Linked DNA regions of Homo sapiens: region 2 is linked to region 1. Evidence: chromatin loops called from intact Hi-C (ENCODE). Cell type or tissue: CD14-positive monocyte. All regions are shown on one strand. Links, peaks and the distances in the headings refer to the core of each region. The heading gives the core; the rest is flanking DNA. Region 1 overlaps NETO2 (neuropilin and tolloid like 2). Region 2 has its middle 73 kb from the start of DNAJA2-DT.

Region 1 (8,754 bases), core at 3,079-5,578:
TTATGAACTCCACTTATAGCCTGAGAACTCTCTACCTATTGCTGTTCCTCACTGCTGGGTCATGGTGTGGAAAGGAAGGGGAGGGCTGGAATTTTGTGTCCCCCCCAATTTCAATGAGATGTGGCAATGATGCTGAAGGATGGCTGTCCTTCAGCAAAGCCTGCAGGGGGCCTGCAGGCAGTATGTCACCGAAAATCACATTACGGGTTTATTCTAACAAAAATATCTGCTGCTGCTTTCACAGTTCTAGTCCTAGAAATTATTTTCCTAAAACTGTTTCTTTCTTAAAGAGTGAGGTATATATTAGTATTCAGTGCCTGGGAAGAAGCCAAATATATCCTGATTGCTATTCTGTATCATTCATTTTAGCAAAATTATTCTATTTCAGTTATATCTGCAATCTACAATGGGTAGGCATGAACTGAATCTCTCATGCAGAATTAGCCCATTTATATAAACCTCTTCTGAAATACTAATTGTTTCCATGGGTGAAATTGTAACAATTACAAATCACAGCTTAGAGGAGAACAAAAGAAATAGTTCAATAATTTGAATTAATGATAAGCATGAAAAAATTTACTAATTGGAGCTCTGAAATTTGCTTTCCAAATGGAGGTTTTTCAAGCTGGCTCTTGTTTTTAAAAAACTCTGTTAAATCCCTTATTTTAATCACACACACTTTTTCTGAAGGGGCGGCTTTCTTCTTTTTCTTGGGTAATAAAGCTAAATTTGGGATATGAAGTTAAATCTATTGCAGCCTTACAATTTAAACTTATTCTTACATTTGGTGATTAGTTAATATAAAGATATCACTCGAGGGAGGCTTTTCACCTGTTTAATTATCAGATTTGTATTAACAAAAAAAATTAGTGTATATAGAGAAAATACCTTAACTAAAACACATTAGAGAAGAATTTCTCATCATGGATATAGACCAGTGCTGCCCAAAATAAATATGTGAGTAAAAAATGTGAGCAAGTAGCCACATTAAAAAGTAAAAAAGAAATTGGTGGAATTAATTTGACTTATATAGTTTATTTAACCCAACATATCAGTGCAGAAAGAGTTAACATTATAGCAGGCCTGAGGGTGCTACCTTTGAAAGGTTCTGATTGCAAGACTGGCCCTTGGGTGCCATCCATTCCCTAACAGATAAGGGTACTTCATTGTACCTAGACTTTGCATAAAAGATGTCATTTATGCCAAATACTTGCTTTCCTGCTAAGAGTCTGAAATTTTGATATATGCAAAGCAGAGGGTGCCTATGTGACCAGACTCTGATAAGAACCTTGGGTGCTGAGTCTCTAATGGGCTTCTCTGGGCAGAAACACTGCGTATGTGCTACTGCATTTTTATTTTTTTTTTGGAGACAGAGTCTCACTCTGTTGCCCAGGCTGGAATGCAGTGGCATGATTCACAGCTCACTGCAGCCTCAACCTCCTGGGCTCAAGTGATCCTCCTGTCTCAGCCTCCAGAGTAGCTGGAACCACAGGTTTGCACCACCATGCCCAACTCATTTAAAACTGTTTTGGTTTTTTTTTTTTTTTTTGTAGAGATGTTGTCCCATTATGTTGCCCAGGCTGGTCTCAGGCAATCTTCCCACCTTGGCCTCCCAAAGAGCTGGGATTACAGGCGTGAGCCACTGTGTCCAGTCCATGCCCATTTGCTGTTGTTGGAGAAACAGGCATACTCAGAATGCCCCTCATGGAAAGGACGCGATATGTGGACCTGCGCAAGGATCGGTCCAGACCCTGGCAGCCTCTCCCTGGCGGCTCCCTTTTGTTGTCCTCCATCCCAGCTGTGAGTGCAGTACAAATAAATGCTGGGTTCTAGAGTCCTTCCAGCAAGGCACCTAACATGGGGATGCTGTTGGAAGCCCCGAAACAATTTCCAAAACATTCTCATTTTAACATATAGCATAAAATACTGTTAGTGGGATACTTTACATTCTTTATTTCATACCAAGCCTCTGACATCTGGGAGGCGTTTTTATAATGATAGCACACGTCGGTTTAGACGGGCCATGTTATAAGTGCTCAGAGGCTGCAGGTGGCTGGCGGACACTGGACTGGACAGCACAGGTGCACAGAAACCGAGGGAAAAATAAGAAGGCTAAAAGCCTTTCTTGTTAGCTACGTCTTTGTATAAAGCACTGATTTGTAGTTATTTGACACAGTGAAACAGCCTCTGCATAGTTTTTTAAGTTTGAAAAGTTCTCAAATTTAAAAGGTTTTAGAAACATGCTCAGGTTCTCTCCCTGGTGAAGGAAGCAGCAGCAGCAAAGTTCACTCTCAGCAAATGCCACCGTGAGCTCCCGACATTTCCAGCTGCCCAAGGAGCTCACCATGTCCAAAACATGACACTTTCCCCATCTTGTCTGTTCAGTTTTCATCTTTCAGTCAGACTCAAAATTGTAGGTGACTGACTCACTCTTTTAGCCTTCATTGAATGGGTCATTGAATCCTGTGGATTCCGTTTCCCCACTCTTCTTTGTCCTCACTGCCCCTGCTTAGGTTCAGACCTCCATGGCTTCCCGCTGTGACTATGGAAGTAAACTCTTAACTCATATCCATGCCCCAGCTAAGGCACAGCGCTAAAGATGTTACTTTATAGTGTCAACTCCCTGATGCCTGTAAGATGAGTCTACATTTTCCCTTTGATTTTTTTCAAAGGGCTTCATCCAGTTTTAATCTACCTTTCCTGCCTCCTTTCTCTGCCACTCCCTCTACCACACTTCTTGTGGCCCACCTTAGCTCTGCTTCAATGCTTTGCTCATTATTGCTTCTGTCTAAAATAACAGCCTCAATGAACATTTCTACCTTCAAAATATATCTACTCTCAAGGACACACCCAAAGGACCTGCACTCAAAGACCACCTCCTCCGTAATTGATGCTGCCTGTTTGAAGGAACTTGGATATTTAACAGGAGAACCCTTTATGTCTCAAAGGGTCTTCGTCACGGTCAATCCTACACTGTCACTATTTGCCTAGGTCACCTTACCTAACTGACTGGAAAACCCTTTAGGGCAGGTACTGTTCCATGCATGTTTGTATCTTCCTAGCATCAAACACAGTACCTCACATGACAAATGCCAAAGAAATGCATGGAAAGCAGGTAGGAAGGCTGGTTGACCAAATTGGCTTCATAACCCAATTGACCATTTGGCATCTCATGAAGACCTTTAAAATTCTAGATAGAAGAGTTCAGCTATAAGAAAGCCTGTATATGGTCATAAACAGTCATGATTTTAATACAGAATCCATGGAATAATACAATGCCTTGAAATTATAAGATTGAGAAAAACTATTAATTTTCAAATTTGTCAAAAATATCTGATATCTTACTGTCACACTTTTGTATTTACAAACTCTGTATTTGCACAAATCATACAGCTTACCATTACACCATACTCATCAGTCAGGATATAAAGGCTAAAATATTTGTTTCTTTTCATGACAATAGATAAGATATACCACTTATAATTTTAAAATATATGTGATGTGAACATACAAACTCAACTATATCTGGGCAGTTCAGATGTGTCTTAAAATGGTATTATTCTTCATACAGGAGATGAATCTGAGGAAACAGTTGGAAGAGGCTAACCAGCCCTGCCCAAATGTAGATTAAAGTTAAGGGCCATTCAAATTCAAGTAAAAAAATGATGGTATTTTGGAAAGCAGATTTTGCCAAAGCTACTGGTAATATGATCTGCACTTATGATAAGCAAAATAAAAAAAAATTAGGAAGTACTGATATATCACTTGGATTTTTTTTTTTTTTTTTTAATCCTTAGCTAATTGGCTGAGGAGTTTAAGGAGATAGAAAAGCAAAGAAATATAACAGAAACAGTTTTTCCTGGTGGGAATGTATTCACTTGATTTTTCAGGAACCTAAAGGAAGGTTTGTTTTATTTATTTACTTATTTATTTATTTATTTATTTATTTAGAGACGGAGTCTTACTCTGTCACCCAGGCTGGAGTGCAGTGGTGCAATGTTGGCTCACTGCAAGCTCCGCCTCCCGGGTTCACGCCATTCTCCTGCCCCAGCCTATCGAGTAGCTGGGACTACAGGCGCCCGCCACCATGCCCGGCTAATTTTTTGTATCTTTAGTAGAGACAGGGTTTCACCGTGTTAGCCAGGATGGTCTCAATCTTGTTGACCTCATGATCTGCCCGCCTTGGCCTCCCAAAGTGCTGGGATTACAGGCATGAGCCACCGCGCCTGGCCATTTATTTTTTGAGACGGGGTCTTGCTCTGTCACCCAGGCTGGAGTGCAGTGGTGCAATCTTAGCTCACTCCAACCTCTGCCTCCTGGGTTCAAGTGATCCTCCCATCTCAGTCTCCTGAGTGGTGCATACCACCACGCCCAGCTAATTTTTGTATTGTTAGTAGAGATGGGGTTTCACCATGTTGGCTAGGCAGGCTGGTCTCAAACTCCTGAGCTCAAGCGATCCACCCGCCTCGGCCTCACAAAAGCTGGAATTACATGTATGAGCCGCTGTGCCTGGCCTAGGAACCCAAAGAAGAATCCTAAAATCTGTCTTCAAAATTTCTCCACTTTTAAGTTGTGGTGGTTGTCTGTGTATGAGCTACAACCTTTAATAAGAAAAACTTCCCACATGCTTACCAAATAGTGAAGATAACTTTTAAAAACTTAAGCAGTTCATAAAAACACAATCTCCATAGTAACCATAAGAACATATCTATAAAATATACACAAAAGGAAATGCGAAGGGAATCAAAACTTGTCACTACAAAAAAAAATCAATTAAAGAAAAGAAGGCAGTAATGGAGGAAATGAGAGACAACAAAGCTATAGACACACAGAAAACAAGTAGCAAAGTGACAGAACCTTCCTCATCAGCAATTAAACATAAATAAACTCTCCAATCAAAAGAAGAGATTGCAGAATTGATGGGAAAAAACAAGATCCAATTATATGCTGCCTGTAGGACACTCACTTTAAAGATATAAAAAAGTTGAAAGTAAAAGGATGGACAAAGATATTCCATGCAAATAGTTGCTAAAAGACAGCTAGGGGGTGGCAAGACTAGTCTTGGATAAAAAAGGACACGGTATATTGATAAAAGGGTCAATTCACCCAGAAGATATAACGATTATAAACATATATGGACTAAAAACAAAGGAGCCCTAAAATATATGAAACAAACATTGATAGAACTGATGGGAGAAGTAGACACTTGTACAATAGTAATTGGAGACTTCAACATTGCACTTTCAATAAAGGATAGAATGACCAGGCAGAACATCAATAAGAAAATAAAGGACCTGAACACCACTATAGACCAAATGGACCTAACATATACAGAAAATTCCACCCAATAACAGAAAAATGTAATTTTTCTCAATTACACATCAGACAGTCTCTAGAATAGACTACGTATGTTCAGCCACAAAACAAGTCTTAATATATTTTAAATGACTGAAATATAAAATTTATTTTCAAATCAAAATGGAATGAAACTAGATATCAACAACTGAAGGAAAATGAAAAAATTCACAAGTCTGTGTAAATTAAACTACACACTCTTACACAACTTTTAAAGCTGTGATTTCAAAAAAGAAATCCACGGGAAATTATAAGATACCTTGAGACAAATGAAACCCAAAACATGCCAAAACTTATGCAGAGTACTAAAAGCAGTAGTAAAAGGGAAATTTACACCTGTAAATGCCTACATTAAAAAAGAAGAAACAACTTAGATCAATAGTTTAACTTTATACCTTAAGGAACTAGAGAAAGAAGACAAACTAAATCCAAAGCTAGCAGAAGTAACAAAATAATAAAGATTTGAGTGACAATAAATAAAATAGAAAACAGAAAAAGAGCAAAAACCCAAAACTTGATTCTTTGGACAGATCAACAAGACTGACAAACCTGTGGCTAGAATTATTAAGAACAAAAAGACTCAAATTATTAAAATCAGAAATGCAACTGGAGACATTACTACAGATCTGACGTATATAAAAAGAATCATAAGTGAATACTAAGAACAACTGTATGCCAACAAACTGACAACCTAGAGGAAATGGATGAATTCCTAGAAACACACAATCAAAACTGCATAATGAAGCCAAAGAAAATCTGAATAGGCCTAAAACTAGCAAGGAGATTAAAAAAAGAATCCAGAACTTCTCAACAAAGAAAGGCTCTGGATCACATGGCTTCACTGGTGAATTCTACTAAACATGTAAAGAATTAACACCAATCAGTTGATTCCTGGGCAAGATGGCCGAATAGGAACAGTTCCAGTCTGCAGCTCCCCATGAGATCAAGGCAGAAGGCAGGTGATTTCTGCATTTCTAACTGAGGTACCCAGCTCATTTCACTGGGACTGGTTAGACAGTGGGTACAGCCCACGGAGGACGAGTAGGAGCAGGGTGGAGGGTCACCTCACTTGGGAAGCTCAAGGGGTCGGGGAACTCCCTCCCCTAGCCAAGGGAAGCCATGAGGGAACGGCGCATTCTGGCCCAGATACTACACTTTTCCCATGGTCTTCACAACCCGCAGACCAGGAGATTCCCTCGGGTGCCTACACCACCAGGGACCTGGGTTTCAAGCATAAAACTGGCGGCCATTTGGGCAGACACCGAGCTACCTGCAGAAGTTTTTTTTCATACCCTAGTGGTGCCTGGAACGCCAGCGAGACAGAACTGTTCATTCCCCTGGAAAGGGGGCTGAAACCAGGGAGCCAAGTGGTGTAGTTCAGCAGATCCCACCCCCACGGGGCCCTTCAGACGAAGATGCACTGGCTAGAAATTCTCACTGCCAGCACAGCAGTCTGAAGTTGACCTGGGACGCTTGAGCTTGGTAGGGGGAGGGGCATCTGCCATGACTGAGGCTTGAGTAGGTGGTTTTCCCCTCACAGTGTAAACAAAGCCACAGGGAAGTCTGAACTGGGCAGAGCCCACCGCAGCTCAGCAAAGCTGCTGTAGCCAGACTGCCTCTCTAGATTCCTCCTCTCTGGGCAGGGCATCTCTGAAAGAAAGGCAGCAGTCCCAGTCAGGGGCTTATAGATAAAACTCCCATCTCCGTGGGACAGAGCACCTGGGGGAAGGGGCCGCTGTGGGTGCAGCTTCAGCAGACTTAAACGTTCCTGCCTGCCGGCTCTGAAGAGAGCAGCAGACCTCCCAGCACAGCACTCGAGCTCTCCTAAGGGACATACTGCCTCCTCAAGTGGGTCCCTGATCCCCATGCCTCCTGACTGGGAGATACCTCACAGAAGGGGTCGACAGACACCTCACACAGGAGAGCTCCAGCTGGCATCTGGTGGGTGCCCTTCTGGGACGAAGCTTCCAGAGAAAGGAAAAGGTAGCAATCTTTGCTATTCTGTAGCCTCCACTAGTGATACACAGGCAAACAGGGTCTGGAGTGGACCTCCAGCAAACTCCAGCAGATCTGCCGCAGAGGGGCCTGACTGTTAGAAGGAAAACTAACAAACAGAAAGGAATAGCATCAACATCAATAAAATGGGCGTCCACACATAAACCACATCCAAAGGTCACCAACATCAAAGACCAAAGGTAGATAAATCCATGAAGATAAGGAAAAAACACTGCAAAAAGCCTGAAAATTCCAAAAACCAGAACTCCTCTTCTCCTCCAAAGGATCACAACCCCTTGCCAGCAAGGGAACAAAACTGGATGGAGAATGAATTTGATGAATTGACAGAAGTAGGCTTCAGAATGTGGGTAATAACAAACTTCTCCGAGCTAAAGGAGCATGTTCTAACCCAATGCAAGGAAGCTAAGAACCTTGAAAAAAGGTTAGAGGAATTGCTAACTAGAACAACCAGTTTAGAGAAGAACATAAATGACCTGATGGAGCTGAAAAACACAGCATGAGAACTTCGTGAAGCATATGTAAGTATCAACAGCTGAATGGATCAAGTGGAAGAAAGGATATCAGAGATTGAAGATCAGTTTAATGAAATAAAGCGGGAAGACAAAATTAGAGAAAAAAGAATTAAAAGGAACGAACAAAGTCTCTAAGAAATATGGGACTACGTGAAAAGACCAAACCTACGTTTGACTGGTGTACCTGAAAGTGACAGGGAGAATGGAACCAAGGTGGAAAACACTCTTCAGGATATTATCCAAGAGAACTTCCCCAACCTAGCAAGACAGGCCAACATTCAAATTCAGGAAATACAGAGACCACCACAAAGATACTCCTTGAGAAGAGCAACCCCAAGACACATAATCGTCAGATTCACCAAGGTTGAAATGAAGGAAAAAATGTTAAGGGCAGCCAGAGAGAAAGGTCGGGTTACCCACAAAGGGAAGCCCATCAGACTAACAGCGATCTCTCTGCAGAAACCCTACAAGCCACAAGAGAGTGGGGGCCAATATGCAACATTCTTTTTTTTTGTGTATGTGACGGAGTCTCGCTCTGTCACAATCTAGGCTCACTGCAACCTCTGCCTCCTGGGTTCAATGGGTTCAAGCAATTCTCTCAGCCTCACGAGTAGCTGGGATTACAGGCGCCCACCACCACACCTGGGTAATTTTTGTATTTTTAGTAGAGATGGGATTTCAACATCTTGGCCAGGCTGGTCTTGAACTCCTGACCTCGTGATCCACCTGCCTTGGCCTCCCAAAGTGCTGGGATTACAGGTGTGTGAGCCACTGCGCCCAGCCTCAACATTCTTAAAAGAATTTTCAACCCAGAATTTCATATCCAGCCAAACTAAGCTTCGTAAGTGAAGGAGAAATAAAATCCTTTACA
Region 2 (8,754 bases), core at 1,980-4,479, 50 kb before region 1:
TGTGGTCCTGCCTCCGTCGCTATCCCGAGGACCCTCACAGCTAAACCTTCTCCCTGACCCTGCTGGCAGGGATGAGCTGGGAGAGGGGACACAGGCTGGTTTGGTGTCCTGGAAGATCAAGGCTCCATGCAGCTAGCAGTGGTCCCAAGTTCTCTCTCATTTTCTTTCTCAAGGGGAAGAAAGTCTTCCCCGGCCCTGTGGCCTCCACAGGCCTCCTCTTCTCCGGAGTAGCTCAGGAAGCGTGAGCTCTGTCTACATGGGATCCCAGTTTTGTGGTGAGTATGTTGATATGTGTGGATATGTGACATATGTGGCTATGTCTATAGAGAAACCTTTGGGCTGGGCGCAGTGGCTCACGCCTGTAATCCCAGCACTTTGGCAGGCTGACGTGGGCGGATCACGAGGTCAGGAGATCGAGACCATCCTGACCAACACGATGAAACCCTGTCTCTACTAAAAATACAAAAAATTAGCCGGGCATGGTGGTGGGTGCCTGTAGTCCCAGCTACTCAGGAAGCTGAGGCAGGAGAATGGCGTGAACCTAGGAGGTGGAGCTTGCAGCGAGCCGAGATCGCGCCACAGCATTCCAGCCCTGGCAACAGCGAGACTCTGTCTCAAAAAAAAAAAAAAAAAAAAAAAAAAAGAGAAACCTTTGGGGAGATGCTGACCAAAATGTTCACTGTGGTTATTTCTGGGTGGGGGGATTGTGGGTGATCCTCGCTTTCTTCTTTTCTCATATGCGTGGTGTGCATGTGTTTAGTTTGTTTTCTAAAGTTTGCATACAGCCCCAGAGATAAAATCATCAAGAGAGGAAGAGAGAGAGAGAGATCTGCAAAAAGCCAGCAGGAAAGGCAAAGCAATGAAGAGAGAATAAAGCGAGAAAGAGAAGGTCCAGAAGAGGCAGAGGATACCTCAGGGGGAGGCAGAGGGCAGAGGGGACAATGGCTATTTCCTGGAGGCCTGGGTGTGGCCCTGGATGGGAGCAGCTGGTGCCCTCAGAACCCACAGTCTTGTTTTTTTTTTTTTTTTTCTGAAACAGAGTCTCGCTCTGTTGCCCAGGCTGGAGTGCAGTGGCGCGATCTCTGTTCACTGCAACCTCCACCTGCTAGGTTCAAGCAATTCTTCTGCCTCAGCCTCCCAAGTAGCTGGGATTACAGGCATGTGCCACCACACCCAGCTAATTTTTGTATTTTTAGTAGAGATGGGGTTTCACCATGCTGGCGAAGCTGGTCTTGAACTTTTGACCTCAGGTGATCTGCCCTTGGCCTCTTAAAGTGCTGGGATTACAGGCATGAGCCACCGCGCCCTGCCAAAGCCCATAGTCTTTCCAGGGCCCACAGGCCTGGTGGCGACTGGCCCCATAGCTGCTCATGGGCTGCCTCCAGATGGCACGACAGTCTCCCTTCCCTCTGGCTCTGTAGGCAGCCGCGGCATCTCTGCTGGTGATGGAGGCAGCAGATGTTAGATGTGGCTGCAGCCCAAAGTCCAGGCTGGGGCAGCTGTTAGGAGACAATCCTCCATGGGCCTCACATGTCTGCACATCTCGTGAGCAGAGGGTGCCTTGGTTCTAGGTGATCTTTCTAGGATGTTTGTACAACAAACAACCTTAGAGGTGAGTGTTAATGTTTCCTCCTGGAGCGAAAAGCAGATGTGCCCACTGCCCATTATAAAATATTCTGCTCCCCGGCTGGGCACGGCAGCTCAGGCCTGTAATCCCAGCACTTTGGGAGGCCAAGGCAGATAGATTGCTCCAGGAGTTGAGACCAGCCTGGGCAACATGGCAAAACCCTGTCTCTACTAAAAATACTAAAATTAGCTGGGTGTGGTGGTACATGCCTGTTAATCCCAGCTACTCAGGAGGCTGAGGCACGAGAATCACTTGAACCTGGGAGGCAGAGGTTGCAGTGAGCCCAGATGGCGCCACTGCACTTCAGCCCGCGTGACAGAGCGAGACACTCTCAAAAATAAATAAATAAATAAATAAAAATAAAATATTCCACACAACCCCTAAGGAGCCCTAAGCTCAGGGCTCCTTTTCAGGAGGTTTTCACTGCACACAACTTTATATGGTACATTAGACTCTTCTCAGAAACAGGGAGGCAGTGTAGCCTGGCAATTAATAGTACAGACTCTGAGAGGGAGCCTGCATAAGCTCAAATCTCAGCTCTACCACTGCTGGGCATGTGGCCTGGAACAAGCCACTTAACATCGCTTCCCTGCAGAAGGTGATCTGAGAGTAAACACTCTAAAGAAAGGGTAAAGCCGGGCCGGGCACGGTGGCTCACACCTATAATCCCAGCACTTTGGGAGGCTGAGGCCAGGAAGGATTGAGGCCAGGAGTTCGAGACTAGTCTGGACAACATAGTGAAACCCTGTTTCTACAAAAAAAAAATACAAAAATTAGCCAGGCATGCTGATGTGCACTTGTAATCTCAGCTACTCGGGAGGCTGAGATGGGAGGATCAGTTGATCCTAGGAGGCCGAGGCTGCAGTGAGTCATGATTGCACCACTGCACTTCAGGCTGGGCAACAGAACAAGACCCTGTCTCAAAAATAAATAAATAAAACATGAAAGAAAGAAAAGATGGGATGAAAACCATTTGGCACTTGTTCTATTAAAGATTAACACAGCCAGGCTTAGTGGCTCACATCTGTAATCCTAGCACTTTGCGAGGCCAACACAGAAGGATTGCTTTAGCTCAGGAGTTTGAGACCAGCCTGGGCAACATAGTGAGACCTCATCTCTACAAAAAAATAAAAATAAAAATAAAAAATTAGCCAGGCATGTTAGCACATGCCTGTGGTTCCAGCTACTTAGGAGGCTAAGAGGAGAGGATCACTGACACCCATGATTTCAAGGCCCATGATTTCAAGGCTGCGGTGAGCCTGGGTGACAGAGCAAGATTCTGTCTCAAAAAAAAAAAAAAAAAAAGAATACATGACTACCCTACGAACCAAAAATTGTACTCCTAGGCAGATACCCAACAGAAACACAGCCCTATGTGTGCCAAAGAAACATGGACTAGAATGTCCAAGGCAGTGCTAGTCACGATAGCCAGACTGGAAACTACCCAAATGCTCATCAACAGTAGATGAAAAACAATTATTTCCACAGGAGAGACGTTGATGAAACAATGAGAATGATTATCTAAACTACATACGACCACGTGATTGAATCCTGCAAATGTCTTGTGGGGTGGGAGAAGCTGAGTGCAAAGCATCTATGGTAGGACTCCATTCACAGATACAGAAGCAGGCATGCATGTCGGCCGTTAGAGGTCAGCTTTGGAGACAGCGAGTGACTGGAAGGGAAGTTTCTGGGAGCTGAGTGTGCTCTGTGTCTTGAACCGGGTGTGAATGTTAATGATGTACTTTTCTGTATGTAAATTATTTTCCAACAAAAATTTAAAAAGTGGAAGGCAATGGTTGGAATGGATTTAATTCAAGATAATGGGAGTGGGTTCTTTGGAGCCTGAAAGGATTGTTTCAGAAAATTCCACAGGCTCCTGTTCTCTTACAAGGCCAACAGTGCTGGAGCAGAGAGCATTTAGATGCCTTCCAGGAAGTGCTGTCCGTAATGGGACTAAGAGGAACGGGTTTAATAACCTTCCTATGCTGGCCGTACTTTGTGGTTTTCAAAGCACTTATCTGATCTGCATTTACTGAGTGTGAAAAAATTGTTATTTTAGTGGTTGGCACTTCTAAAGAAGGGTGCCCATTTAGGAAGTAAATTTCCCTTTCCTCTCCCCTCCCCTCCCCTCCCCTCCTCTCCTCTCCTCTCCTTCTTCTCTTATTTCTCTCTCTCTCTCCCCCCCCCACCTCTTTTATCTCTCTCTCTCTCTCTTTCTCCCTACCTCTTTCTTTCTCTCTTTCTCTTTCTTTTTTTTCCTTCAGGGCTTCACTCTGTCACCCACTCTGTCTGCTGGAGTGCAGTGGCATGATCACAGCTCACTGCAGCCTCAACCTCCCCAGGTTCTGGTGATCCTCCTACCTCAGCCTCCCTAGTACCTGTGACTGCAGGTGCATGCCACCATGCCTAGCTAAGTTTTGTACTTTTTGTAGAGAAGGTGTTTCACCATGTTGCTCAGGCTGGTCTTGAACTCCTAGGCTCAAATGATTCACCTGCCTTGGCATCCCAAAGTGCTGGGATTACAGGCATGAACCACTGTGGTTGGCCTGGATCATCTAGTTGCTCAACAGAAATGCAAAAAAAAATTTGAGTGAGGCTGGATGTAATCTCCAAGGATTCGCAGAAATCTTGGGGCACAGGGATATCAGTTTTCCATTGACAAGGGATCTGAGGTCCCTGCCAGTTTCATTTAAATTTCAAGAATAGGCCGGGAGCGGTGGCTCACGCATGTAATCCCAGGACTTTGGGAGGCCAAGGCAGGTGGATCGTGGATCACTTGAGGTTAGGTGTTAGAGACCAGCCTGGCCAGCATGGTGAAACCCCGTCTCTAATAAAAATACAAAAATTAGCGGGGCATGGTGGCACATGCCTGTGATCCCAGCTAGTCGGGAGGTTGAGGCATGAGTCTCACTTGAACCTGGGAGGCAGAGGTTGCAGTGAGCTGAGAGCACGCCACTGCACTCTAGCCTGGGTGACAGAGTGAGACTCTGTCTCAAAAAATTTTTTTTTTTTTCAAAGAACAGCATGACTGCAGCAGGCTTACACCTGGGTATGGGGAGATGGGGAGGAAGGCTTTGTGATCCCGATTACACAGGATAAATCAATCCCAGAGAGGTTAAGAAACGTGTCCGAGATTACATAGTGAGTGTGGCCCCGTGGGATTTGAACCACTGGGCATAGAACACCTGGAGAGGATTTGGACCCTGAAAGTCCTGCTCCTGCCGCCAGGTTTCCAGGCTGGCCTGACTCCTGCCCTCCTCCAGGCTGGGAAAGTCCACACAGCCCACTTTTTCATCTGTGAGCTGCCTGGAGCCTTCTGATGAATCAACTTCTCTGGCCTTGATAAGTCAGGGCAGGTTTCTGAGCTTGTCCTTGAAGCACCCATCTCACAGATGTGATGAGGCCTACCCTGTGTCCAGCCTTAGCCTGGTCCTGGACATGCGGACCCAGCCCCTCTCCTAGAGGAGCTCACAGTCAGGAGTGGAAGCAGGGGGCAGCTGTCTTCAGAAGGGGATGTGCACAGGCTGCCCGTTGCACAGTGCTGATGCTGGGCTTGCCCAGTGACCACCGCCCTCAAGGAGCTGGGGCTGGAGTAGTAGAGGATGGGGGAGGAAGAAAATGTCCCTAATTTGCAATGACAGGCTTCTAATCTATAAATAGCTTTCGGAAATAGAGCAGAGAGAGAGAAAGAGAAGTCATTTGCAGGCTTACATTCAATTCAACAGCAGCCTTTTTCTTCCTTCTGAGACAAGCTATTTGAGTCTATTCAAACTGAAAAAAACAAAAACCACTTTGAATGACCAAATAATCTATTCAGCCATCTTGATGCCTCTCCCAGCTGGGAATTCACATTTTAGGCAGCCTTTGTCCCAGGGGTGGGTGAAGGCAGGTGAGTTCTGAGTGTGGAGGTGGAACAGTGAATACCCAGGCCCCTTTCCACCCCTCTCTCCAAGAAGTGTACCTGCAAACTCCTCAGCACCAGCCGCCACCATGGGAGAAATTCATTAGCAGATCTGGTTTTGCATAATTTAGTAGCTAGCATTCACAAATTAAGTCTGCTGGCTCCCCTCGTGGTAATGGCCTTTAGAGAGATGTGAGAAAACACAGGCTTGTAATCCCAGCAGTTTTCTGGAGCTGATAATTAATAACAACAATAAACTGCTAATAAGACACATCAGTTTTTCCTTCCACTCATGTCTTCTTGCTTGTTCCTCACCACTGCAGAAGAGGAAAGCAGATCTGATGTCCTCCATCTGATAGGCAAGGGAACTGAGATCTGGGGAGGTGTTCCCAGCTGGGGAGGAGGCTGTTCTGGAATCTGCCTCTTCAGCCGGCCTGGGGAGGGTCCTGGTGCCCTCTGAGCTCAGGGCCATGGCCCACTCAGGAGGCCACTGGGGGACCATGGGAGAAGCAGGGCTCGGGAGCACTAAGCCTCTACCCACAGTCTGCATAGCAGGAACCTCAGTCCTTGCTGGAGTCCTTGGCAGAGCAAGTCCTTCGATTAGCAACACCATCAACAGCTGCAATAATCCAAAGCTAATCTTTGTCAAGTCCTTTCAGCCACCAAACACTCTTTCTGCATGCACCATCTCATCAATAACACACAGTTGCCCATGAAGAAGGTACCTATCACCTTTTTGCTTTGTTTTGTTTTGTTTTGAGACAGTGTCTTGCTCTGTCACCCAGGCTGGAGCGCAGTGCTGCAATCAAGGCTCACTGCAGCCTCAAACTCCTGGGTTCAAGCGATTCTTGCACCGCAACCTCCTGAGTAGCTGGGACTACAAGCGGCACCACATGCCCAACTAATTATTTTTTGTATTTTTGTGGAGATGGAATCTCACTATGTTGCCAGGCTTGTCTCAAACTCTTGGCCTCAAGCAATCCTCCTTCCTCTGCTCCCCAGAGCACTGGGATTATAGTCGTGAGCCACTGAGCTGGCCAAATATCACTTCAATTCACTGGTGAGGAAATGAAGGCTCAGAGAGGCTCCAACAGACCCCAGTTGGAGTGGCTTCCTGGTCCCCAGAGCGTCTCCTTCTCTGGGATCGATCTGGATGCAGGTAAGCCTGGCGGGTCTGCTTCTGACATATGGCCTTGTCCCCTTGCCAAAGCTGATTGGGCCAGGAATGGGCTACTGGTCTCTGTTTGGCCAACCACAGCCTCTGTCTGGGATGCGTTAGGCTGGTGCTAAGGCAAGGGAGGCAATATCCCTCTGGCGATGGCTGGAGCCATGGCAGCCCTGCTCTTCCCCTGCACAGGAGGCCAGGCAGCAGCAGGAAGGCAGCTTCAGAGATGGGGAGCGCAGGGACAGGCAGCATCCTGTGGTGTTTGAGTCCTTTATTCCAGTTGTCCCTGAGGCACCCCAGTGGTGACCAGCCCCGGTATCCTCTGAATAAGCCCCCTTTACTTGAGTTGGTTGGATTCAGGTCTCTGTCTCTTGAAACCATGAGTTGTAACCTAGGACCTTGGCTGGGGTCCCTGGGAAGCATGACGTGGCAGGGACTGGAGTCTTGTCCCCTCTCCACCAAGGCTTCCAGGGCCTCCCGGGACTCTCCTCCTTGTGGGTCTCTGCAGGGATTGCGGCAGCCAGGGAAGGCCCCTGGTTCTCAATGCCCGCTGCAGAGGAGCCCCAGTGAAGGGCAAATAGTACTGAGACTACACCCTCTCTGAACCCCCAAATCACAGCACCAGTGTGGCACAGGGCTTATTCATGCCACCCCTGTGTTCTGGGCAGGACTGCCCGAGCCAGCCATGTGGGGCCTTGATTTTTTGAGGGAGAGGAGTCCATGGTCACCTTGTGGTTGGCGGGGTTCGAGAGGCAAAGGTGTCCATGAAGTGGCCCCTGGCCTTTGCCCTGGGCAGGACTTGGAATCCCTGGAGGCTCTCACTCCAGGAATCAGGGTGGAGACATCCCCTGCCTTCTCCCCACTCACCCTGAGGGCCTCCCTAAGTGATCAGGAATCCAAAGTGTGCTTTCCATGATTTGTGTCTCCTCTCCATCCCCCAAATCCCTTGCAGAAAGGTTACAGGCTCCCACTGCGCCAAAGAATCCCCCAGCCCAGTGCATGGGCAGCTGCGCATGCAGGGCTATGGTTGGAGACCACGGCTCTGCCCACTGCTAGCCTTAGGACCTTTAGGCGCGTTCTTCAACCTCTGCATGTTTGAGGCTTCTAAATCCATCACAAAAAAAGACGACAGTAATAGCGAGTAACTGCCTTATGGAATGATTGTTAGGACTCAAAGACATATTACAAGTCAATTGCAGCACTCAGTGAGCTCAGTAAATGCTGGTTAGAGGCAGCAGGCCAACAGAGGGAAAGGGATTCGCCCAAGGTCCCACTGTAAGTCAGGACTCAGCTGGGACCAGAAGCCAGACCTCCTGGCCACTGGTTGATCTCCTCTAAAGACCCAGAAAGCACCGCACTCTCTCCCCCACGCCCACCCCAGCACCCACTCGAGCTGCCAAAGACTCGCAGAGGCATGTGGGATGCCCAGAACCAGGGCTTTATGTTTGGCAGCTGCCTTAGGAAGGGAATGCGCTGGGGAAGGGGCAATGGGTTTCTGTGGATTGGAATTTATAAAGTGACAGTTGGTTCTGGTGATTCAGGCAGTGATTTGTGATTTATTGACACATCAGAAAAAGCTGTCAACCCACCCCAGTCAGCTCCTTCTCTGGAAGGCACCACCAGCTGGGAGCCCCCACCCTCACTCCACCCCTAAACCAGCCCTTTGGAAGTGGGATGTGGGTGGCAGCCTCCCTCCCTCCCCCAGCAGGTGGGGGTATTGACCTTGCTGCCCACAGATGACCAAGGGACAGGGTGGATGTTATTTGGTGAGGGGTGTGCACCGTGAACTCTTTCCTTCCCTATGAACATTTCAGTGAGGTTGACGTTACTTGCTTAAGGGTGTACGTGCAAGCTCATTTCCGTGAGTGGGGTGGCGGGGCACTTGGGCAGGTCTGTGTGTCGAGTCCTGGGCTGTTCGGGAGAACAAGGAGCTGGCTTCTAGGATGCGGGGCTGAAGATGTAGGATGGAGAGGCCCCAGCTGCCATCTGGAGGATGTGGCTGATGGGAAGGGAAACCTCTCCTTTTCCTCTTCTGCCTCCAAGACCTCTTCAATTTTT

Evidence for each region. A loop is a pair of places that touch in the nucleus more often than their neighbours do. Peaks named below come from ENCODE experiments on the same cell type or tissue, not always from the same donor. Only the 100,000 strongest peaks of a DNase experiment are listed, where the experiment ranks them.
Region 2: a loop joins it to region 1, with 1.9 times the contacts of the local background. A loop is called at or near these places in 1 of 110 quality-filtered maps.

The regions. Positions count from the first base shown.
Region 1 is chr16:47,090,494-47,099,247 of GRCh38, forward strand. All of the region lies in intron 7 of NETO2 (neuropilin and tolloid like 2), which reads right to left. Among named protein-coding and RNA genes, the nearest start is that of NETO2, 49 kb to the right of the region's middle. In CD14-positive monocyte, for the core only: no CTCF peak of the experiment used is centred there; no DNase peak of the experiment used is centred there.
Region 2 is chr16:47,041,979-47,050,732 of GRCh38, forward strand. No RefSeq gene overlaps it. Among named protein-coding and RNA genes, the nearest start is that of DNAJA2-DT, 73 kb to the left of the region's middle. RefSeq lists enhancers at 4,957-5,036, 5,047-5,096. In CD14-positive monocyte, for the core only: no CTCF peak of the experiment used is centred there; a DNase peak (open chromatin) is centred at 3,243; H3K27ac peaks cover 571 bases.